Regions from separate parts of the Homo sapiens genome. Here region 2 is linked to region 1. A link is a loop called in an ENCODE intact Hi-C map of the cell type or tissue named here. Cell type or tissue: A673. All regions are shown on one strand. Each heading gives the region's core, and the rest is flanking DNA. Links, peaks and the distances in the headings are about the cores only.

The links. Peaks named below come from ENCODE experiments on the same cell type or tissue, not always from the same donor. Only the 100,000 strongest peaks of a DNase experiment are listed, where the experiment ranks them.
Region 2: it touches region 1 in a loop (4-fold over the local background); 4 of 110 quality-filtered maps call a loop at or near these places.

The regions. Positions count from the first base shown.
Region 1 is chr20:17,223,000-17,235,238 of GRCh38, reverse strand. PCSK2 (proprotein convertase subtilisin/kexin type 2) reads right to left here and starts at 8,199. Exons shown (of 12, transcript NM_002594.5): 1 at 7,757-8,199. The coding sequence starts at 7,933. It overlaps LOC105372546 (a long non-coding RNA gene), which reads left to right. Exons shown (of 5, transcript XR_007067540.1): 5 at 2,671-2,762. In A673, for the core only: CTCF peaks have their summits at 6,172 and 6,374; DNase peaks (open chromatin) are centred at 6,318, 7,138, 7,428, 8,268 and 1 weaker place; H3K4me3 peaks cover 5,386 bases; H3K27ac peaks cover 3,836 bases.
Region 2 is chr20:17,167,649-17,179,887 of GRCh38, reverse strand. LOC105372544 (a long non-coding RNA gene) reads right to left here. Exons shown (of 4, transcript XR_937289.1): 3 at 5,872-6,009. Among named protein-coding and RNA genes, the nearest start is that of PCSK2, 53 kb to the left of the region's middle. RefSeq lists an enhancer at 1-386. In A673, for the core only: no CTCF peak of the experiment used is centred there; DNase peaks (open chromatin) are centred at 6,577 and 6,667; H3K4me3 peaks cover 819 bases; H3K27ac peaks cover 3,932 bases.

The DNA.
Region 1 (12,239 bases), core at 1,841-9,840:
TTTCAATGTAAGAACTTGTTTTATTCAATTATTTTTATCGACAATCTCAGCACATCACAACAATTTCCAAAAAGTTGTGGTCAAATTAGCTTCAGTGACAAAAAATTGTCAAGGCAGTTAAATTATTTTCATATGTGTCTCGCATATAAACCATCCATTAATACACAACTATACATTTCAGACTGAAGTGTTGACTCAGATGTAATTTCTTGACTTCTTAATCACTTGTGGACTTTAGCTAAATAAATACACCTTAATAAGGAAAGTCAAATAGAAATGTCAGTTTTTGAGCTGTCCCGTGATTATTTGTATCTCAAATAATAATTCACAAATTCAGCACAGAGTTTCTTTTTGAAACGTTGGATCTGAACTCAATGAAAAATTGAACTTCAGATTTCATGTTTTATTCTTAAAGCCAGACCTCTTTGAGCAGTTAGTTTGAGTGGAATATATAATTATTGTGAACCTAACTATAGCATCACTATCTGATGTGCTATGACGTTATGATCTATAGCTAATAAGACCTTCTGAAATAGAAATTGATTTCTAGATATTCATTCAATTGAGAAAAAAAGGTGTATTTCCCCTCTTTCCCTTCTTTTGGATTTTGATCAGGTTGTAACTGCAGACTTTACTTTCTTTGTTCAAAGAGCTCATCTGTTCTACTACTGATAATATCGAAGTTGGGGAATTTTAGAGAAACAAAGAAGCATGCCAGTTGCCCACTTGCTGGTTGTCACTTAATTCTATTTCCTAGCTGAATGGCTGCCTATAGAGAAATGGATTCTACAGGAACAGTTTCTTAAAAAATAGTTTTTCCAGCACCTTCAACCTGAGATTATGGACAAATCACCACCTTGTGGTCCAACTGTAGTCATAGTCAAGGAGCACATATTAAACACCTATTATGAGTAGGGCACGTTGGTTGCCAGCAGGAAGAACAGTGTGTAGAATGGGTTCTATTTGTTGCTGGAGAAGACAAATCACAAATATTTGAAAAGTTGTTTGGTAGTATATTGTGAAAATATGTGTGCTCTCACAGAACTTTGGAACAATTTTTGTTGTGATCTGGCTCGGTTTGCCTTCGAGGTTTAGAGATTCACTCTAGCAACTTAAGCAAAGGGATATTTACTGACAGCATATTAGTTTGGGCAGTACTCCCAAATCTCAGTGTCTTAATGTAATAGCAGTTTATTTCTCACTCATATAAGGTCTTCTAATTCACGGACCAGGGACCTGGGCTCCTTTCATCTTGTGATGCTGCTTTGGCATTTGGTGTCAAAATGTACTGTTCTCAATTACATCAAGCCCCAGAGGAGAGCAGAACACAGAGAAACAATCGATAGAGAATTCTTATGCATCAGGCATGGAAGAAGTACACATGACTTCTGCTTGCATTACACAGGCTAGAATTGTCACATGATCACGCTTATTTACAAGGCAGGCTGGGAAATGTGGTCTTGCTGCAGCCCATGAAGAAGGAGCAATGAATCTGGTGCTTAGCTCTTCAGCCTGTTACAGGCGTCTTTTGCTGGAAACTGGGGTTGGAAAGCTATTAGAAACTTAGATAAAATGTCTGAGTTTCCCATGGCCTGAATGGGCTTTCTCATGGTAACTGTACTGCATTCTCCTCTCTAGAGCAACTAGCCAGTCAGATTTCCTGAGGAATCCAGTATAATTGGCTGAGATAATTACCATGGTCTATAATGAATTAAATTTACTGAATTTGGGCCAGGTCATCTCATGGGTCATGACTAGCCCATGGGTGGATTGCTGCTGGGCTGGGTTCCTATTCCTTACTCAATCAGTTGTCACTCCCTCACAAGTATAACCCACAGCTACTTTTTTGAGGAAAAGAGTGTCACTAGTGCACAACCAGCTTATTGTTACTACTGCAGTAATAGCTATTTTATCCTATGCACTCAGTGCTGTGCCCAGAACTTTACATGCACTAACTACATTATTTATTTTTCACAGCCACCATATTTTATTAACCATTTTCAGAAGACAATGAGCCTCTGAGAGATTTAGTAACCTAGCCAAGTTTCCAGTGCTATCTGATTCCAAATCCTGTCATCTTTACCTTTCAACATTATTGTTCCTCATTTTCTTCAGCCACAAGAGGTGTATTGGGGACAGTGAGCGTTCTGATGGCTATGACTGGTATCAGGGAAAGGAATCGATTATACATCATCAAAGCACCAAATGGATAGAGAACACTGTGGTCTAGGTCAACCAGACAGGTCTTGAGGGATTAGCTTGGATTCGATCTAAGGCACAACATGAATGGCAGCCATGTCTAGGGAAGCAAGGTTACAGGTTGCTATTTTCCCTTAGCTACTGTGGAAAATCTTTTAGTTCCAGAAGAACTGTCCCTTAAAGTCTTCTTAGATTGAAATCTTTCAGGGAATGCTTATGATCAAATCTATATGCTGTTTTTATTTTTTTCCTCCAAATATTGTCAATTTTGATCTAAAGAACTTTGGGATAGGGGATGTGGAAATACTGCAAGATAATTCTTCCTTTGACTTACAATTGGCTGCCTGACAAAGTAGAAGTAAAAGCATATAATCTGGATTGAACATTGTTGTGACATTACGATATCATTAAATGGGTGGTATCAAATATTCAAAATACATATATCTGACCAAAAATTTCTATCCATCATAGGTAAAGAAATCCTACAAATAAAAAGTGAAGATGGACAACCCAAAAGAAAAACTTTTCAGGACAAAGCATCTGAAACAAATGTGTTTAAAAGAGGATATCCAAATCATCAATAAGCATATGAAGAGGTGTTTAACTTCAGTTGATAATCAGGGAAATTCAAATTAAAGTCACGATGAGACACTACTACATACCACCAGAATGGCTAAAAGAAAACAGATGTAAAATATCTAGTGTTGGTGAGAATGTGGAGCAGCTGGAACTCTCACATACTGCTGAAGGGAATGTAAATTGGTATAACTACTTAGGAAAGCCATGTGGCTGTTTGTCTGTAGCCGGCAGAATTCTGAGATGGCCCCCAAGATTTCTGCTCCCTGATGTACATGCCCTATGTAATCATCTTCCTTTTGAGTGTGGACAGCCTAGGTGGGACTGTGAAGATGATAGATTTCACTTCTGTGATTAGATTACGCAAAGGTGAAGAGATTTATCAAATGTTATTAAAGTCCTAAATCAGTTGACTCTGAGTTCATCAGAAGAACCAAAAGGAAAACAATCCTGGTGGGCTTGAACGAATCAGGTTAACCTTGCAAGGAGAGTGGGCTCTTCCTGAAGGCAGATATTTGAAGGGTGAGGTGTGAGAGGGCTATGGAGAGGTCTCCAGGGGATGAGAGTGGTCCTGGCCCAGCAGCCAGCAAGAAAATAAAGACTTCAGGTCTAAAACCACAAGAAACTCAATTCCTTTAAAGCCGTGAAAATGCTCAGAAGAGGGTTGTTTCTTGGTCATGCCTCTAGATGGGACCCAGCAGCCTATACCTTGATTTCAGCCTGTGAAGACTCGAGCAGAGGACCCAACTAAAATGTGCCAGACTCCTTACCCATGAAAACTGTGAAATAACAAACTTGTGTGGTTTTAGGCCACTAAGTTTTTTAGTGATACACAGCAATAGAAAACTGATGGTCTTATAAAGCTGTATGCATGCATATCCTTTTACTCAACAATTCCATTTCTAGGATTCCCTGTAGAAGGCCATATATGTGTTTGCCAAAATACGTAGACTTTAATATCCACAAAAGCTATATTTATAATAGCTAAAACCTGAAAACAAAGCAAGTGAGTGAGAAAAGGACTTAGGGATACTGGTAATATTTTATTTCTTGATTTGGGTGCTGGTTACACATGTGTGCTCAGTTTGTGAAAATTCCCTAAGCTGTGTTCTTTCCTAAATTATACTTTAATAAAAGTGAAGCGACCAGAAATTTATTAATTTTTTACTACCTGGCAGCATAATGATTATTAGGTTGTTTTCAAAATTAAAAAATTCTCACACATTATAAAAATGGTCACATGATTTTACTTGTGTAATCATTTCAGCATCTGTCCTCTGTGGATAAAACATAAAACACACCATAATACAATGAAACCCCTAGGATAATATCAGGTTCTTTTTAAACCCTAACTCTCACTTGATTTTTGGTTAATCTTCAACAGGTTGCTTCAATAAATAATTTTTGTTTTCTGTTTCAAATCAATTAAAATTAGTAGCATTTTGAGAATTTTAAGGCACTCTTTGGAATAATGCTTTTGTCATTACTGTAAACTCATTCACTCTCCTAGACTTAAGTATCTTTTCTGATAGACATAGGTCTTTGGGCCAGGGCCAGGTCATGATAAAATAGAAAGCTTTAATCTCCATAACCTTTTCAGAGGTAAAGTTATAGGTGCTTTTATTTCATTTTAGAGAGAAAACAAATGTTTGTTCATGGTCTTATAAGAATCAATCAAATAATTGACAAACAATTAAATATTCATATACAGGCCACCATGCTAGATATGGAGACTATATAAAGATATAGTATGTCATTTCTCCTCTTGGAAGATTTATAGTCTACCTGAAGACATAAATACACGTACCCATTAGCTAATGACATGTTCATGTGTTAATAGAAAATAAATGATAAATATAATAAAAGTAAAAAGAAAAGGGAAAATAGCAGAGCTCTAAAATTGTGTCTCAAGGGAAGAGTTCTTGGCAGTCAGGGAAGGCTTCCTGGAGGCAGCATGATGTAGAAAAGCAATTATTTTTCAGTTAAGCAAATTTGGTTTTAAGTCTGAGTTCTTTTACTTCTCAGATATAAGCAGATACTTAACTTCTCAAGGCCTTAAGGTTTTCATCTGAGAATTACAGCTGATGCCAGTAATTTCTCTCATAGATTTGTGAGCTTAGAATGAGATAATTTAATAAGAAAGCATGTTCTTCTAGCCTCCATTGCTGACCTTTCATATGGATGAATAAATAACCACTGAGAATCTTTTGTGTCTGACACTGAGCCTCGGAGCAGGGAGCAGTAGGGAGTTGGGAAGCATGCTAAGCATCAGAGCAAGGAAGGAGAAGGACATAAGGGCCTCTAAGATGCACAATAACAAATGTTGGCAAAAGTACAAAACAGTATGATGAAAGCAAGATAGGACGGTGTCTGGGAAACCTGGGATAATAAATACAGACAAGGAAGTTTCCTTCAAGGCTGGCAAAACAGTAATGTGCTGGTTACAGGGAGGAAATGAGAAATATAGGAGGTATCATCCCTGAATATTTACCTTTTAAGTAGAAATACAACAACTGAACCCATATTTACTTATATACCTGAAATAATGAGGAAAAGTGATGGCATTTATTAGCTTATGTAGTGCAGTGTTTGCCTATCAGTCGCATAAAAATTTGGAGGAGGGAAAGCTCACTGTGGTCTGTAGCATCAGGAAAGGTTTGAATTTAGGTCTTGAAGAATGGACAAGACATGGATCCAAAAGGAGGTTTATTCTAGGCAGATGTTGCACCAGGCAGTCCCTGTTACTTAAACGTGTAAAAGGGGAAAAAAAATCACTGGATTTGGTTGTGGGGTACTACCTGAGAGGTTATGGAGAAGTAAGGAGAGAGGTCTCTCAGATGGGAACTGCAGGTTTCAGGTTGTGATGCAAAATCAGTGTGCTCCTCTCCAAGAAAGAATGAAGGACAAAGAGGCCTAGTTATCTGATCTCTGATCCTAAGGGCACATTTTCAAAGGGGGCAGCAAAGAGAAGAGAAAACCACTGAGAACAATGGTTTTCAGAAACCTATGGCTCCCTCCCACTCCCCCGCACCCATGAAAAGGTGTGGGGGAGGGGGAGGGAGCCACAGGTTTCTGCAGCAAGATCACACTCAAGAATTAAAATCCCTTTTCAACTTATCTCAATGCCCCACATCCCCTGAAAGCACCTAGCTTGCTTGGGTGGGTACTAAGGAGTAAAGAGCATGGGTTCACTTCTGAAAGATCTGGATTGAAGCCCTTGCCTGTTTTTATCTCGCACCCTTTTCTGAACCAATTTCCTCAACGGGGCCATAGGCTCAATAATGATAGTAGCCTCCTCAGAGATGTTGAGAAGATTAAGTAAAAATCTATGTAAGGACTCCAGCACGTAAGCTTCCGTATAACTAATAATAATCACTATTATATTTTATAATGGCGTTTGGGTCCTGGGTCTTGCCAAGTTTGGGGTGGGGGGGAGTGAAGAAGGAAGGTCGGCTTCTTTATTGTGTTGGTGTCTCTCAAAACAGCCGGCAGGCCACGGGCCAAAACCACAGCGGGGTGCTCCCTCCGCCGGCGCCTTCTTTCCCCTGCTCCACCCACGCTTTCCAGAGCAACAAGTTCCTTTCCGCAAGACCCGCCCGCGCGCCACCGGCGGACCCAGAGCCTCTTCCCAGACCTCTGTCAAACTCGTCGCCAGACCCTTCTGGGGTCGAAATTCCGGTACTGCCTACGCCCTTAGGAGGAGGGAGAGGCCCCCACACCTGGAGGAGCCCTGGCGGTGGCTGGGAGAGAGGCGGGAGGCTTGGGAAGTCAGGACAGAAGAGACTAATAAGAGCTTCGGTCTGCGCGGCCCTTCAAGGCAAAACCAATAACCAAAAGCACCCACCGCTCATCTCACTCCTCTCTCTTCCTGGGATCAGGAGCGAGATGGAGCCTAAAATCTCAGGGACCTCCACCCAGCCCTCTGGTAGCCACATCTCTGTCCTTTGGGTTCCCCTCGCCCCACCTTCTCTCTGCACCCACACTCCACCCCAGCCTGCGCCAGGTCCCCTAAGGACACTGGAGAACCCTGATACATCTTTTGCAGGAGAGACACGCAGGTCAGCCACAGCCCCCACCCAGCGCCCTTCTCTCTGTCCTCCCAGGATGAGTACCCTGGAGTCTCCAAAGGAGATCCAAGGTGTCCAAAGCTGGGAGGCTCACCTATCTGCTCAAACTGTCGAACTCTGGCAACTTCTTGGAATGGGGATCCCCACGCTCTAGTGGGAAAGCCAGGCTGGCCGCCCACGCATCAGGAGAGGACACCTCGACTTCTCCGTAGGGAATCCCCCTCAAAATCCACCTCTCCAGCTCCTGTAGCCGGGAGTTGAGAACTAGGGAGCCAACCAGAAGTGCGCTCCAGGGGTGGGCGGTCGTGGGCGGGGGTGAGGGCGCAGAAGTTCCGCCCCGATTTTAGAGACCAGTTTCTTTCCAAATCTAGAGTCAGGAAGCCGTTGTTCCCGGAGAGGAGCAGGGACCGAAGTCCCTGGGAGGGAAGTCCTCCCGGCGCGGGGTGGGAGAAACACCGAGGTGAATTGCAGTGTCCAAACGTCCAGCCTCGTCTGTAGGAAACTATTCTTTCTCCGGGGGATGGGGGTGGGGGAGACTTCCCTGGCCAAGTAGCCAACGCCAGGCTTAGCTGTTCAGGGCTTCATCCCTCCATCCCCAGGCAGCCTCGAGAACTTGGTACCTCGGACAGCATCCCCGGAGCATGGCATCCTGTGAAAGGTGTTATCCTATTTTCGCCATCAAGTCAAAGAGCAGTAAATTATTTTGATGACCTTACTAGTACAGATGAAGGACATTTTAATTACATAACCGGTGAAAGATCACCGGAGGCAATATCGTGTTAAAGAGCCCATGGCAGAATATCTGCATCGCATGAGAAAGAGAGAAAACTTGCAAATCTGCAATGAGATTGCGCAGGGCTGCCCCCCCGTCCCCCCGTTTTGAAACAACATGCGAAATGCATGGGAGAGCTTACCTTTCGGACTCCAAAGCCGTGTTCTGCTGCAACTTGGCGAGCTTTGTCCTCTCCCCCTTTATGCAACTCCACAAGAAAATGATTCGTGAAGACCGGTCGCTCAGCAGATGCAAAAACCATGACACAGAAGAGGAACCCGGCGGCCGCCTTCCACTGGGAGACACAACCACCCTTCATCCTTCTTTGGGAGTGAAAAGTGGTGCTAGGAGGCGCGCAGGCTGGCGGAGCAGGGGACTCGGAGGGAGGGTGCAAATAAAGAATTCTTATATATAGTTTTTAAAAAAATCTTTGTATAGAGAAAGAGACTGAACAGGGTCTTGGAAAGCAGCGAATCAGTGTGTGTTCTCCAGCATCTGGCTGGAGGGGAAGCCGTGCAGTCAGGCGGCCCGGCGCGCGGGCAGGGGTGCGAATGTGGGGAGCTGTGTGTACCGGAGAGAAAGAGCGAGTGTAGGTCTGTGCTTGATGCTAAATCTGCATTTTCAGCTCCTCCTCAGCTCCAATTCCCTAGGGGCTGGGGGAGAGCACCAGCTCGGGTGACGTGAGTCCGCCAGCGGCCAATGAGGGCGGGGGAAGCGGCGGGCCCCGCCCTGGGCCGCCCCGGGCCCGCCCCCGCCCACCCCCGGCCCGGCCCGGCCCGGCCGCCTCCGCCTTCTGGGGGCGCAGCGCAGCGCAGCGCAGCGCAGCGAGCCCGCGCCCCCGCCCCTTTCAGCACCGGAGAGCTCCCCCATCTCAGCCTGGCCCGCCGCGCGCCCAGGAAAATCCCCCCAGCTGTAATCAGGCCAGCGGCGGCGGAGTGATGTCATTGTTTGTGGGAATCTGTAGGCTCTGGGAAGGGAATTACGGTGTGTGCCGCTCTCAGAGGCCCCGAGGGGAGCAGGGGCGCCGGCCTCTGTGCCTCTTCCTGCTTGTTTCCCGCTGCAAAAACACCTCTCTCTCTCTCTCTCTCTCTTTCTCTCTCTCTCAAACACACACACACACACCCAAGGCATACTTGCCTCCCCTTATCCGAATAACAAAGCAAATATTAACCCTCCTCCCACCACTTTGGGCAAATCCCCGGGGAGGTTTGCTCTCCTTGGCACCAGGAGGGTTGGGGAAAGCACCTTCTAGGGGTGATCCATGGGGGGCGAGAGTGCAAGGACGAGCCCTTGTTTTTTGTAGGCTCCAGGCAGGTCCGGAGCGAAGCGGCTGGGAAGCCCAGCAGGAGACCCGGCTCGCCCCACCCGCGATGGTGACTGGAGGAGGCTCCTCTAGGAGTCCTGGCTGCACCTCCAAGATCTGCCTTCAGGAGAGACGCGGCCGGGGTGGACACGGCGGGAGGTGCATTCTCAGACCTGGGGACGTTCCACTGCACAAGGACAGCGAGGGTGCTAGTTGGGGAACGCATAGCCACCGATCCCAGGCGCCGGGCCAAGTCGCCCGCTGAACGTCTTCTACTGGAGGCGAATTCGGGCGCAGCGACGGGGGGCAGGGGCAACTAAGTTATCCGGTTAAGAAACGTGCACTCGCACTGGACTCTGCTAACTGCTGACGACGGACTCCGCTTCTTGCCTGAGAGGGAGGAAGCACGAACGTTCTGTATGTAACGAAATGAGGACGACTGTTTCAAAGCTACTCAAATATTGTTGTGTTAAAGAGTATTTACACTGATCTCATTGTATCATTTAGCTTCAAAGCTCAAAATTCTGCTTTACTTAGATAAGAGGTAAGAGATCTTTTCTTAGGGGCTTAAGTGCATGCAATTCAGAGAGAGAGGAAGAGACTATTTATACCATCGACACGTTACACACACATTCTCATGTATACACATATTCCTCTCTTTTTATTTTAGCTTGAAGTCCAAATCTACACAAGTCAGAACCTATGCAAGAAAAGCACCATCGGTAGAAATGAATACACTTTGAATGCCATGGACCACCCTGTCTTCAGAGCATGTCTGTTTGCTGACATAGTTGGCTCCCTCATAGCCCTTTAAAAAATTGTCACGTAAAAATGTGGGCGTTGCTGAAGGTTTTTATTAAAACATTAGAAGTCTATGTGACATTATTTATTATTGTTATTTGAATTCCTCTAAGAAAATTAAGCTATCTGTTAGGACTTAGGGCCATGGTGGAGGCAAGGTTTCTGGAAAAGTATTAACACGGTGAAAGTATTAATAAAGGGAAACAGATCAACTCTGGGCCCCTCAGCTCACTACTGCTCAGAGGCTCATTTCTGCCTTTGTTCCCCCTTTCTATTACTCTATTGTTTAACAGCTTACCCCCTCATAGTCCATCCGTTTGATTATAACACAAGGTTTTCATGTTTCACCGTGTTAGTCAGTATGGTCTCTATCTCCTGACCTTGTGATCCACCCGCCTTGGCCTCCCAAAGTGCTGGGATTACAGGCGTGAGCCACTGCGCCTGGCCACTTCATTTCTTAAATAGTTTCCAAATATGAAATGCTGGTAAATGTTGAATCTCATATAGCTACATTTTAAATAACTAAAACTGTGTAAAATTGGCCAGAAATGATATAAAACCTGAATGACTAATTAAAATAAGTCCTCTTTAGTGGTTTACATAAAATACAGCTCATCATAATATTGTCAGGACAGAATAGCAAATGGAAAGATAATTTTTTTGGTTATTCAAATACTAAATTTTCAATACACAACAATGTAGTAAGCAAGTGGAAGAGGAAATGTATTTATCCCTTGGATATCTATTGATACATTGTTATTTGAAATGCTAATACACACCCATGTGTGCACACAAATTGCTCTTTTAGACAACTATTTCTCAAACTCCTTTTTCCAATAACAATAGTCAAGGTGGACAGTAGAGAGAATGGCAGCAGCACATTTTGAGGATAGACCTAGAAGCCTGTTGCCAGGGACCCTATTGCAGGCTCTGCTAGTACTAGGTATGTATACCACTTGGCTGTGGGCCAACATATTGCACCTCTCAAAGTCTCTATCTTTCTATCTGTGAAAAGAGACTGTTGGATTAGATACCTCAGAGCCAAAGTCTATAATTTCAAAAGAGTTGTGAAAACATACGCTGTAATGTAGGAAGCATCATCAATAGTTTGAGAAATGCTGAGGACCACAATACTATTTAATAACATATTGTGGCCAACAGGCATACTTATTTTTGTGTAACCTCCCCCAAATGGTCTCATATTTATCAGTTTTGTGTACTTGAAAAAATAATAACTGACACAAACAGATTGACAGCACGAGATATAAAAATCACCAATACCTGGAGCTTCTTTTCATTTATTTACTTTTGTATCTGTAACAATGACGTCGGGTGTTTGGTTCTGGCTCAGATGTGCCACAGGCCCCCAGAGTCTCTTTGAAGATGTTGTCCTGCAAAACAAGACTAGAACTCTCCCATTTTATGGCTTAATACTAGAAATCAAGAGACCTTGGGTGATTTTTTAAAAAACCAAAACCACCTGAGGCATGATTGGGATACTCACATTTAGATGTACTTCTAAAAGGAGAACTTTGGATTCATAGAGCATCATGCCAAGGAAAACCTACCACTGGGGGTACAGAGCAAGCCAGAAGCAGCCGTAGGAGAGTCCCCCAAACCTTTGAATATTCTTTGGACTACTGGAGAAAGATCTAATTTTTCTGTTGATTTCTCTTCAATTGTGTGGGATGTGTAATCTGGAGAGAAATAGGGTATATACCACTGAAAATCACAATTTAAAATACAGCCTTGTTAAAAATCAGGTTGGGCTTTGCCATTTTTGCTGCATTCATTGCAAACATTTTAAATGCAGTAATGGTACATTAATCAGGTAGGAACAATTCTCTACTGTCATATTGTACTGTTGTATTAGTTTGTTTTCACATTGCTGATAAAGACATACGTGAGACTGGGCAATTTACAACAGAAAGAGGTTTATTGGACTTACAGTTCCGCATGGTTAGGTAGGCTTCACAATCATGGCAGAAAGCAAGGAGCATCAAGTCAGGTCTTACATGGATGGCAGCAGGCAAAAAAAGAGAGCTTGTGCAGGAAAACTCCCCCTTATAATAACCATCAGATCTCATGAGACGTATTCATTATCACGAGAACAGTATGGGGAAACTGCCCTCATGATTCAATTACCTCCCACTTGGTCCCTCCTACAACATGTGGGAATTATGGGAGTACAATTCAAGATGAGATTTGGGTGGGGACACAGAGCCAAACCATATTGACTGTCAACCCTTTCAATGGATTATTCCTAAAGACCCTGCCCTGTCTGTTCCCTCCATTCCAGCCCATATGCAGGCTTTCTGAAATATCGTTACCACTTTACAGATCTTTGCCCAATTTTGAACTCAGCATTGATCAAGTCTTTTTTTTTCCACCAGACTATTCTTATTTTCCAAGAACTCACCTCATTTTCCTCTAGTATTTACATATACTCTCACATTTGCTATAACTAAAAATTCAGATACTTGGGAAATTTTAGTTTCTCAGTATGCACCCACTTCTAAAT
Region 2 (12,239 bases), core at 1,681-9,680, 55 kb after region 1:
GGTGCTGGTCTGCTGTGGGGCCCAAGGCTTGTAGAGGTCCCTTTTTGTCTTGAGAGTTACCCCCGCACAATGTCTAGGTGGCTCTCTGCCTCAGTCTAGAAGCCGTGTGGTGGTGGGGGCTGTGGAAGGGCCAGGGGATTCTCCCATTCCCAGTCTTGCACTAGTCCCCGTGGAGAGCACGCATCCCCCAGGGGCACTCATTCACTCACTCACTCACTCAGTCACTCACTCACTCACTCATTCGGAGAAATTCTCCTCACTCTGTGCTGAGCTCATACAAGCTGCTGCCCGGCGTGGCTCCTCTCTGCTGTGTCCCCCACTGCCTTGATGGATCCCGACATGGTTTCTCAGATGATCAGCTGCAGAGTCAGTGTTCACTAGTTCTTTTGTTTCCTTTCTGTGAGAGTAGCACACAGGAACTCAGAATTCACGTTTTACAGCATGATTTATTTTATTATTTGAAAACGTGTAGACAGAAAGATCCCTTTGGCCAAAGAGAAAGTCTAGAAATAGATCCAAATACATATACACATTTCATACATAAAAAGGTTAAAAAGATGAATCATTTTGAATAGTATTAGGATACCAGGATAGATGAGTGGAAAAACAATTACATTTAATTCACCTCTTACATCTTACACCAAAATGAATTTTCAAAGCATCAAAGGTTTAAATATGAAAACTGAAAACATGAATAATTAGGAAAAAATACTTAAAATCTTGATGTAGGGAAGACTTTCAAATCATGACCCCACAGCTAGCAGCTATGAAGTATTAATTTAACTACATAAAAATTTTAAAATCTTGTGTGGTAAAAATTATGACAAGCAAAGTCAAAAGCCAAATGATAAATAAAAACAAATTGTCCTGTAATCCCAGCACTTTGGGAGGCCGAGGTGGGTGGATCACCTGTGGTCAGGAGTTCGAGACCAGCCTGGCCAACATGGTGAAACCCCATTTCTACTAAAAATACAAAAAGTTCGCTGGCGTTGTCGTGGACACCTGTAATCTCAGATACTTGAGAGGCTGAGGCAGGTGAATCTCTTGAACCCGGGAGGTGGATGTTGTGGTGAGCCGAGATCATGCCACTGCATTCCAGCTTGGGAAATGAGAGGGAAGCTTCGTCTCAAAAAAAAAAAGACACCAAACAAACAAAAAACAAATTGCAACTAAGATGCAAAGAGTTAGTTACCTGAACACATGACCATTCCTGTAAATTGATTAGACAAAGTATCAAAACCACAACAGACAAATGGCAATGGATGCAAATGGATATTTGAATGAAATGGAATGAAATGGAAGTCTGAAATTAGCATCACTGGGTCAAAACCAAGGTGTCAGCATGGCCACACGTCATCTGGAGACTCTAGGGGAGAATCTGTGCCTTGCCTCTTCCCACTTCTGGGGGTTTCTGGCATCTGTGGTCTTGAGGCAATAGCATCTTCAAATCTCTTCTCACTCTGCTCCCACATCTTCTTCTTCCATGTATTCCCCTCTGTCTCTCTCTTATAAGGATACATGTGATTGCATAGGGCCAACCTGGGTAATATAGAGTAATTGCCTCACCTCAAGAACCTTAATTTAATCACAACTGCAAAATCTTTGTCATATCCAGTAACATTCATAGGATCCAGGGATCGGGACTATTATCTTTGGGGGATCATTTTTCAGCCTATCACGTCAAGGTTATACATGGCAGCATTGTTTGTCATAATTCAAGACTGGAAATGACCCAAATACCCATCAATGGAGAGCTGATTAAATAAATTATGGCATACCCATAAAATGGGATATTATGTCATTTCTGATACATAAAGGTTGACAAGATGTTGCTTTAAATGAAAAAATGCAAAGTACTAAACATGTGTGAAGTATGCTACCACTGGTAAAAAATACAGACTCCCCCATATCCACATACTTACTTATATTATGCATATGCTTGAGGATGTTTTGAATATTTCTGAAAAGATGCACAAGAAGTTAGTGACAGTATTTGCCTATTGAGAGGGGGCTTGGGGAACTGGATGGTTGGGGATGGGGTAGAAGGCAGGGCTTATTTTTCATACTATTCCCTTTATAAACTTTTAAATTTAAAACCATGTGGATTTGTTTCTTATTTAAAAACAAAGGGTTTGAAGATCTGAATAAAAAAATCAGTGCGTGTTCAAGAAAAAATACTTCTGCTGCTAGTACTGACTGGCCCTTGTTGTCCACCACATGGTCTACGTCTCCCCTGCTGTGTTGTCCTTCACACAGGGCTCCCTGCCCAGCTCAGTTTCTCTGTACCTGCTCAGATCTTGCCACTGGTAGCTGTACACTGCAGGCGGCAGCCTTCTTGTAGACCAGTTACTTTCTTTACTGTCCACTTGACTGATAGGAAATCTGCTTCTTGCTGACACAGCAACCAGTGGGAGGGAGACTGCCCTTCTGTCCTCTCATCTCTCTCCAATTCTGTTCTTTCCCAGCTCTAGTAAGTAAGTGACAGATCTGCTGCACGACCAGACTGCAACTCAGGCATGCGATGCCATCTCCCTGAATCTTGAGAGAAGCTCACACCGCTGCCTTGCCTTGGGGCAGGAGGAACAGAGCCCCCTTGCAATGGGAAGGGATCCCCCTCACTGCCCGCACTGTCCTCTCCACAAGGCTGCAGCTCTAAGAGCTATGGACTAACATCCCTTCTTCAGGCATGGAGGTGGATGTAAGGAACTGCTTGTCTGGAATATTCTTTTATAGATCACTGTACTTCATGGCAAATCCTTAGTAGTACAGCTATCACGTACCTCACACCTTCTAGCTGGAACACAGTTGGAAACTTGTAATGAGCATACAAAAGGCATTTTGAATATCCACAGTAGATATGAGAATGTTTATTATCTAAATCTCCTGCCTTTAATTTACAAGAGAACACAGAGTTCCTAATTCTGAGTCTTTTATCCCTCACTTTACTCATGTTTGTAACAGTCCCTATGACCTAATTTCCACCCTTAGCAGATTAGAAGCAGCCAGTTGTAAGTGGAAAGAGGCAAATCTAGTAACTGCATAAAGACAATGAAAGCAGCAAGAAAGTTACAACTCCCAACAAAAGGAAAGGCATAGAAACCATTTTAAAAAGAACAATAGTAACAACAAACCCAGTGAAGGAGCAAATTCTTTATTTCCCTTGAGGTCATCATTTTAATTTAGCAAGGTACAATTTTTTGCACATTGACTCTCAGTTTTCAAATATTTAATGTGTCATGTTTTAGAAGGCAGAGAAGTGTATGAGACATTTTTGAGATGTCTTTATCCTCATGTGTTTAGACTTCTTTTAATGAAAAATTGATATAAACATCATTTATCTATAGCAGCCTGTTTCATCTGTGATACCAGATACTCATCTCTGCAGTTAGGCATTTGACATATTGATACTGGGAACAGCAATACACTATTCAAATATGCATCTTGGTGGTCTCGTAACATAGAAATGGAACCAACTACTATGCTTGAAAACAAAATTTCCACTATGCACTATATACATGTAACCAAATTTCTCATTTACTCCATAAATATTACAAATTAAAAAAAAGAAAAAGGAGTTTTTACATTGGACCCCTTCAAGTCTGCTTCTAGATTCAGTGTTAACACTGACATGCACTTATTGTACATAATTCTCCCAGTTCACTTTTTTGTACTACCAAACATGTGTTTGTTCCATGACCCCATGTCACTTCCCGCCTTGCATAAGTCCACAGGATTTCATGGCAGGGTCCAGGTCTATGTAATTTTTTTGTTGAGATTAATATACCTTGAGTAAATGCTCATTTTATGTATGAATGAATGATTGTTGACTGAATTAAATATTCAAGTTTGCATGGCTTCTAACAAACAGCGTTTTAAGGGATTTTGTTAAACATGCCCATAGACACAGGTAATTGACTAGGGATGGAGACAGACGCAAGGAAGGACCAGGCTTGGTCTTCCCATAATTGGATTAGAAAACACAGAGGGAAATTTGACTGATGCCAGGTTTCAGACCTGAAGAGTTGTGTACAGTTGGCCAGGTGGTCACACTCGGCTATGTTCAAAACAATTAAGCAGAAGTGTTCTAGAATGACCAGTTGTGAGGGCTACAACATTTAGGAGGATATGCTTGGAACCTGTAGATCTGAAAGCATAACAAGTATAGTTTCATGAACATTTCAGCTGCCTAAGCATCTCTCTTTCACAAACTTCTGATTCATTATACAAATCTAAGGTCAAGATAACCAGTTGGGGGCCATCAACTATTGAGAAAGAAGGCAATAAGACATTAATTTTACAACAATATCTTGAAACTTGGGCCAGAATTCTCCTGCTTGAAAAGTCATGGTTTTGTGGGAGAACCCCAGCAAGAATCAAATGCAGATATTTAGACCCAGGGGTGAAGGACCACAGGACCAGATATTCCTCCATAGCTCTCTGGTGCTGGGTTTTATAATATTTTAATGAAGCAAGGATCGAGTCTGCTAAAAGTTAAAACACTTCTGTGTCTCACTTCTTCTCATTAGGGACTGTGGTCTCTTCAGCAGGTTTGGGTGGGCTGTGGAAAAGGAGGCTTTTCACAGTGGGGCCCTTTCCACTTGGACACAAAAAGGCTGTTTCTTGCAGTTGGGAGTGTTCTTCTAACCAGAGGAGGCTGGTGTGCTGTGTAGCTGTGAGTCAGGAAGGCTCAACCAGAGAACAAGTTGGAGACAGACACTGTGGCCCTGGGAGATGTTTCTGGCTCATGGCTCCCATCCTCCATGTTCCTTGCCTTGGTCCCCATGGGGCCCAGGTGGGTTTCTTGTCCCTGAACATTTTCACTTATTTTTTATTTAAGCTACTTTAAGTGAGTTTCTCTTTCTTGCAATCTAAAGAGACCTTACTGGAACATGGGTTAATTTGTTGCCATTTCTTTTTCAAATAAAAAGTATGGACATAACATAATCTGAAATCAATGCTTATAACATCTAGGAGGGATCAATAATGTTGTTGTGCAAATGCAAAATTGTGATTGTAATGATGCAAATTGCCAAATAGTAATAGGAGAGTGTGACGAAACCAGTTTAGACTCAGGCTCACCTGTATTTTAATCTAGACTTCATTATTTATTTGCTGTGTGGCTTTGGGCAAATAACTTAAGCTTTCTGAAACTATTTTTTAATCTGTATATGGAGGAAACAGCACTTATTATACTGTTTTGCTGAGAAAATTAGAGATAATATATGTACAGTACTGAGCAATGAACCTGGCACTTAGATGTTTGATAAAGAGTGACTGATCACATGACTGTGAGTACACAGGCAAGGAATTAGTTGATCAATCATGACTGTCATGGCAAATGTAAGAGTGAAATGAAAAACCTGTTTTATGAATAGAATAACCAGATATTGGCAAATGTAGGCTTGTCAATGAGCAGGTATATAAGAAAGATTGAAGTGTCTGTGGAGATGTAAGCAGATTCTGACTGAATGAGGAAACCGCCCAACAAAAGGTAAGAATTCCAAGAAATTAACCTACAAAATGTACTTTGGGTCACATGGAAAACCTGTGAATAAACTCAACTCATGTGGCATGTCATGACAGCTGACAGAGAGCAGTAAAAGACCGAAATTCCCACCTGCTGGACAAAGGAAAGATACTAACCATGGTTACTACAGTAACTATGGAAATTATGAAGATTTGCAGAACCGATGGGCTAACCTCCAGATGCACTTCAGGGATTAACAGATCACCTGAAAAATCAGAATCCCGTGTCTTTGGATTATTTCATCTAAACTTCTATGCCCATGTGATCTGCAGTCACAAAATATACTGTTTCTCTTGAAAAAGTTGAAGTGCTTTCCTCTATACTTCAAAGTGCATAATAGTCACCTGGGGATGCCAATCCTGTTCCAATGCAGATCCTGAGGCAGCAGATCTGGAGTGGGGCCTGCGATGTTGCATGTCTAACAGACTCCAGGTGATGCTGATGCCCATGGTCCAAAGACCACAACTTTAAGTAGCGAGGCTCTATGAGTCAGAAGAAATTCACTGGTGAAAATAATTTTAAGCATTATTCTAGTTTCTCTACTTCAGTAGGGCAGTGTTTACATAAAGGAGTTGAGAATGGAATAGATCTCTGAACAATGTATTCCTCAAGCCTACTTGCAAAATCTTGGGCATTGGAGAAGAGCTTTGAGCTCGAAACCTGCAGGCATTAGCCTCAGTATTTCATTTGCTGTCGAACTGACAGGCCATTGCTTGCTGTCTGCTTCTCCATACCTGGGCACTTGTGACAACTTTGCCCTACTTTTTAATATCGGTGTCATAGGTAGAAAGTGGATCGATAGGATATGGGGGCAATGACAGGAAGCGGCCTATGAAATCATGTCACAGTAGGATCTGTAATCCTTTCAACTGTGACAGTTCATTGTCACTTAGCAGAAATCGTTGGTTATGAATATTTAACAAATTTGCAATTAGCTCATCTACCAACATGATTACTGAGATGGAATAAACCATTGAATAAAGCTGCTAGGATTATGTACATAATGCCTTTCTGATTATACACGCTTACACATCTGTTTTTGCTTTTCCTTCTCCTCTGACACTCTTTTTATTAATTTTTATAAAACCACATGCCACACCTCACTGCCTTCTGTAGTCTCATACTGTGCTAAGTAAATAAAGGCATTTTTATCTGAAAAATAATTCTACCCAGAATCTTCTGGGTAGAAAATTTAGTCTTAAGCTTCTGCGGTGACACCATCTAATGCATGGTATCCAGCAGCAAGAATGCCTGGAATCTTTTGCTAATTTATCACCAAAGCCATCTGTGGTCCAATTACCAAATTGCCCCAATTTTTTTCTGGTCCAAAAAGGCATTACATATTATCCGCTTGACTCATTCTACTTGGGTTGTAATGCAGATTAATTAAAAAATCCACAGAGGAGGGGATAGATCACTTGATTTAAGGTCAGGAAAGCTTGCAGCTCACTGGCCATGTGATCTTGTGTCTAATCGCTTCACCTTTCTGGGCTCCAGATTCTTCTCTGTAAAGATAATCGTTAGTCATTACTTCCTGGTATTTAATTTTTAAGATTATAGGTCGTTTTCCTTGTGCTGTTGGAATTAGCATCTTGCTACTTCTTCAGAGCAATAAAAGGAAAAAAAAAAAAGAAAAGTAGAGGAGATATTATGTAATAGTAAGTGGTAGAATGGGGAAGAGAATCGTCTTGCTGACTCCTATTCCATGGAAGCTTTTTCCTCTCTTGCTGAAAACAACTTGTAGCAGTAACATGAAACTACTTGTGCTTGATCCAGAAAACAAAAAGAAAATGTTGCACCACTCAAAACAGACACTATCTATATGCTTTCACTAATAATCAGTACTGCTGTTAAAAGGTTTTCATTTTTCCTAAGTGCATTTCAAACTGTCATCAAGGTGGGGCATGCAGGTCATATTATCTTTGAGCTCTTTGCTGAATTGCGCTGTCTGCTTTGTTGATAGATCCATACTCTGTTTTTCTTCATGTTTTTAGGAAATGATCTTGATTATTTCTCCCATGCAGCTTGGATTTCTAAAAAGCTACTGTTTTCGAAATGCAAAAGGCAATGAGGAATATTGTAAGAGTTACCAGAAGTTGCCATTAATAATAGTTTTGCTACGTTACTTTGTATAGGAGTGTAGGGCTTTTATGTTTGCAAAATGCTTTCACATGCATTAGTTAACATATTTGGCTGATATTCCCAGACACACTACTTTTTAGGATGGGCTTTTTCCAGTCCTTCTGCTGATGGAATCTGGGTCTTAGCATTTGGAATCATCCCAGCACTGATTAGACTTTAAGGGCCAAATTTATGAGTCAGCAACCTGCTTGTTTCTTCATTTTTTTTCTATTGACTTATCGTGAGTCCTAACAGAATATTTAAGCATTTACTCATATTTATTTACTTATCCAGTTTGTCTTTTGTCCAATAGTCATAAGGCGCCACTGTCTATAATTTGCTAGATTATGGATAAACAAATATACATGACAACATTCCTACTCTCAGGGAGCTCAGTGTAAAGGCAAAAATGGACAGGAAAATCCAGGCCCAAGATACACTGGGATAAGAGCCTTGTTGGAGGGAGACATGGATAAAGGCCAACCAGCCAGCACAGCCTGAGGGCAGTCAGCAAATGCTCCCAATGGGTCAGTCATTAGGGCTGAATGTCGTTAGCCAGGACAATGGGTGGTGGATGAGAAGAAGACACCCTTCTTTCAAAGAGAAGAACCAAAAAACAGAGATTTGGAGGCCCCAAGCACTATAACCTATAAGCAACTGCAACACAGCAATGCATTTGATAATTTACTAATGTAGTTACCTGTTTGCTTAACTCTTTATTGTAGAAATTAATGAATGTACACTCAAGTAAAGGGGGATAGTAAAAGAAGGTCTTGCAGGCCCATAACCCAGCTTTTGTGATTTTGTATTAGGAAAAAGAAAACTCAGATCTGCTGTCAGCTTTATGGCTTCAGGAGACCACATGATGGGACAGAAGAGAGGACTCAGAAACAGGTCCATGCAGACATGGGAACAACAAATGGCAGACCTGGCATTGCAAATCTATGGAGGAAGGATGAAATATTCAATAGTGATGAGATCATTACTTAACTATATGAAAAAAATAAATTTGGATCCCTCCTTCACAATCTGTGTTGTAAATATAAATTCCAGGTTGGATTAAAGACCTGAACATAAACAGCAAATCATTAAGTTTTTTTGAAGAAACTATAGAAGAATATCTTTATGAACTTTGAGTAGGGAAGAATTTCTCACAGTTAAAAATCACAAAACTTAAAGTAATAAATTTAAATTTACTAGAACCCTATGTTTCTTGTAGGCCAAAATGAGAAATTAAAAAGACAAGCCACAGTCTGGAAAAAAATCATATATATATATGTATATATATATACACACACACATAAATATATATATAATCAGTGTATATGATCAGGATTCATTTCCAGAAAATATAAAGAACTCTAACAAAGATGAACACTCCAATAGAAAAATTGGCTAGTTACATTATGAATTTTTAGAAGAGGAAACATGAATAGTCAATGAACATACAAAAATGCATTCAACCTTAAGGGTAATTAGGAAATTCATATTAAAGTCATAATGCTCTAAGGTGGGTTAAATAGAAGGATTCACCAGTATTTTGAATGTTTTACATCTTAAACTGGATGGTCTGTGCACAGTGTTTCTTATATTATTCTGTATGCCTTATATATCTGAAGCTTCACAGAGATATCTTCATGTATGTATGTATATATATTATATATGTACATATATGTATATATAATACATATATACATATATAAACATGCATTGTGTATATATGTAAGTATACTATACAAGTTGTGTTTTATTAAATAAATTCGTATAAACTCTTTGCAGGGTTTAATTATCTACACAAGTACCTTACTTAAGAATTGCATTGTATGGGAATGATGCAATTGAATTTCATTCTTCACCAGATATCAACATTGGCATAATTAACTAGGTGGCCTGGGTTAGTAGAAAGGCCAACACATGGAGTGTGCTCTGTGGTAACTGGATGGGTGATTCTGGCTTTTCACTAAACCTCTCTAGACCTCAGTTCCCTCACTTGTAAATGGAGGGAATCCTACAAAAGACCAACCAGTACTGCCTCACACTTTACGATTCTATGTTATGCCAGCATTTCTCAAAGTGTGTTGGAAAAAATCCATGAGATTCTAATTGGGATTCCTTGAGAACAGAGCTCTGCTATCAAACAAGTTGGGAATCATTTATCATTGTAACGTACTGTCCTCTTGAGAGTGTGGATATGCAGTAAGAAGGTGGGGAAGGAACAGAAACTGGGAGAAAGAAACCAGGCATGAGGATCTGTGCCCCTCGGGCATGTTCCCTCATGCTGTCCCACTTCTGGCTCCGGGGACTTGGGAGTTGTTTACTTGACAGATATTTATTGAATCCATTTGTGTAGTCAAAGATAATGAGAGACAGGAGGAGGGGAAGGGAGACCTTCTGTTCTACGGCTTCCACAGTCCCTTCTTTGAAAGCATGCTTAGGTCAAGGCCATATATTGCTTTGGCCTGTGAGACAACAAAGCCAGCTGGCTGCACCTGCTTCCTGCTCAGAGCTTTCCAGATGCAATTGAAATCAGGAGAGGCTCACATGCAGCATGGGTGCCTTCCTTTGTGAGGCTGGTAAACAGCTTCAGCCGGGGTTTTTATTTTTTTGCCAAAGCAACTGTGCAATGAATAGCTGTGTGTTCTTAGGGACTTCACTCAGCCCACCCTGGGTTTCAGATTCTCATCTTTAAAAAGAAGGGCTTTTATAAGATTATTTTTGAGCTTCTTCGTGTTCCTTTATTACCTAAGACATTTATAAATGTGTCCGTTCAGAAGTTCTTCGGACTTGGTTGAAAACATTAGCGTAGAAGTATTCAACAAGGGAATGGGTTAGTAAGACAGCCATTCAACATGTTTGTTGTTGAGGACCTACACTATCTTCAATGCTGGAGAAATAGCAGTGAACAAAAACAGTCTCTTCTCTCGTAAAGGCTAAAATTTCATGGGAGGAGACAGATAACAAATAAAGAAGATGCCTGAACATCAGGTAGTGTTAAGTGCTAAGAATAAAAAAAGCAGGCTATGTGCCTAGAGAGTGCCGGCAGGGGATTATTTTGTGTTAGAAGTTTAGAGAAGGCCTCTCTATTAAGGTGCCATTCAAGCTGAAACTTATGTGAGGGGTAAGCCACTGATGTAAGCTGGGAAGAAGGGTGGTGGGAAGAAGGTTCTAGGTGGAGGAAATGCCAAGGCCCCAAGGTCGGAGTGTGCCCAGCATGTACAGGGAACATCATGGCAGCAAGAGGAGAGTGGCTGGAAATGAAGTGAGGGAGCTCGTGGGAAATGATGAAAGTCCTGCATTTCATCCAGAGTGAGATGGTAAGTCAAAAGAGAGAATCGAGAAGATAATTGACACGATCTGAATAGAGTTTTGGAGAAACTGACTGAGACTAGTCTGTGGGAGGTCAGGAGGGGGAAGGAAACAAGGCATCTAATTGGAGGCTATTCAACAGCACATGAGAGAGAGAATGGAGGCTTGTAATAGGCTTTGGGGTAAGATTCTGAAAAATCCCAGGGAAGGACTCCAGTTCACTTAGCTATAGCCAAAAGGTCAGGGTTCTGTGATGGCAGCTCCTCCTTGAAATGTGACCCAGAGAGGAGAGGCTTTGCCCCAGAGGAAGGGGATAAAGCATGAACAGTGGATGTGAACCACACTGTTGCCAAGATAAAATGTGACAACTCTAAAACAAAACAAAAAGCACCACGGGAACAAAGAGTAGAAGAGAAGGTATTGAGACTAAAAGTTGTGCTCAAAATTATTTTCTCACATAATCACTGTGGCGTTATAACAAAGAACACAGGGTTATAATACGTTTTCTTCTTGGGACACAATCAACATATGTGCATTGATTACTTCTTATGTCCTGGATGCTGGGTGAGGGGAGGAAGATTCCCAGCCTGGAAGGAAATTAATAGCACCATGCTGCTTTTTCCTTCCTTCCTTCCTTCCTTCCTTCCTTCCTTCCTTCCTTCCTCTTTTTTTCTTTCAACTTTCTTTTTCTTTCAAAAAAAAATGCAAAAAAGCAGACAGACATTTTTCTCTATCACATAAAAGATATGCAGAGTTAAGATACTGAGCCCGTTAAGACATCTCATGATCATTACAGACTCAGGTTTTCTTCTATTTTGCAGTTCTGCCCTTACTATGTTGCCACACTTCTTATTTGCAAAGGATGTATTTGATAAAGGACTATTTCCAAATATATGAGGAACTCTTGAAGAGTTTTGAAAACAACCCCGTTAAAAAAGGGCAGAAGATCTGAACAGACACCTCACTAAAGAAGATACACAGATGGTAAATAAATATGAAAAGATGCTTATCATCCAGGAAATGCAAATTAAAACAATGAGATAACACTGCATACCTATTAAAATGCCCTAAATCCAGAACACTGACAACACCAAATGCTGGTGAGGACATGAGGAAACTGGAGCTTTTGTTTAATACGGGTGGGAATGCAAAATGGTACAACCACTTTGAAAGACAGTTTGGTGGTTTCGTGCAAAGCTAAGCATACTCTTACCATATGACCCAGCGATCACACTCCTGAGTATTTACCCAAAGAAGTTGAAAACTTATGTCCCCACAAAAACCT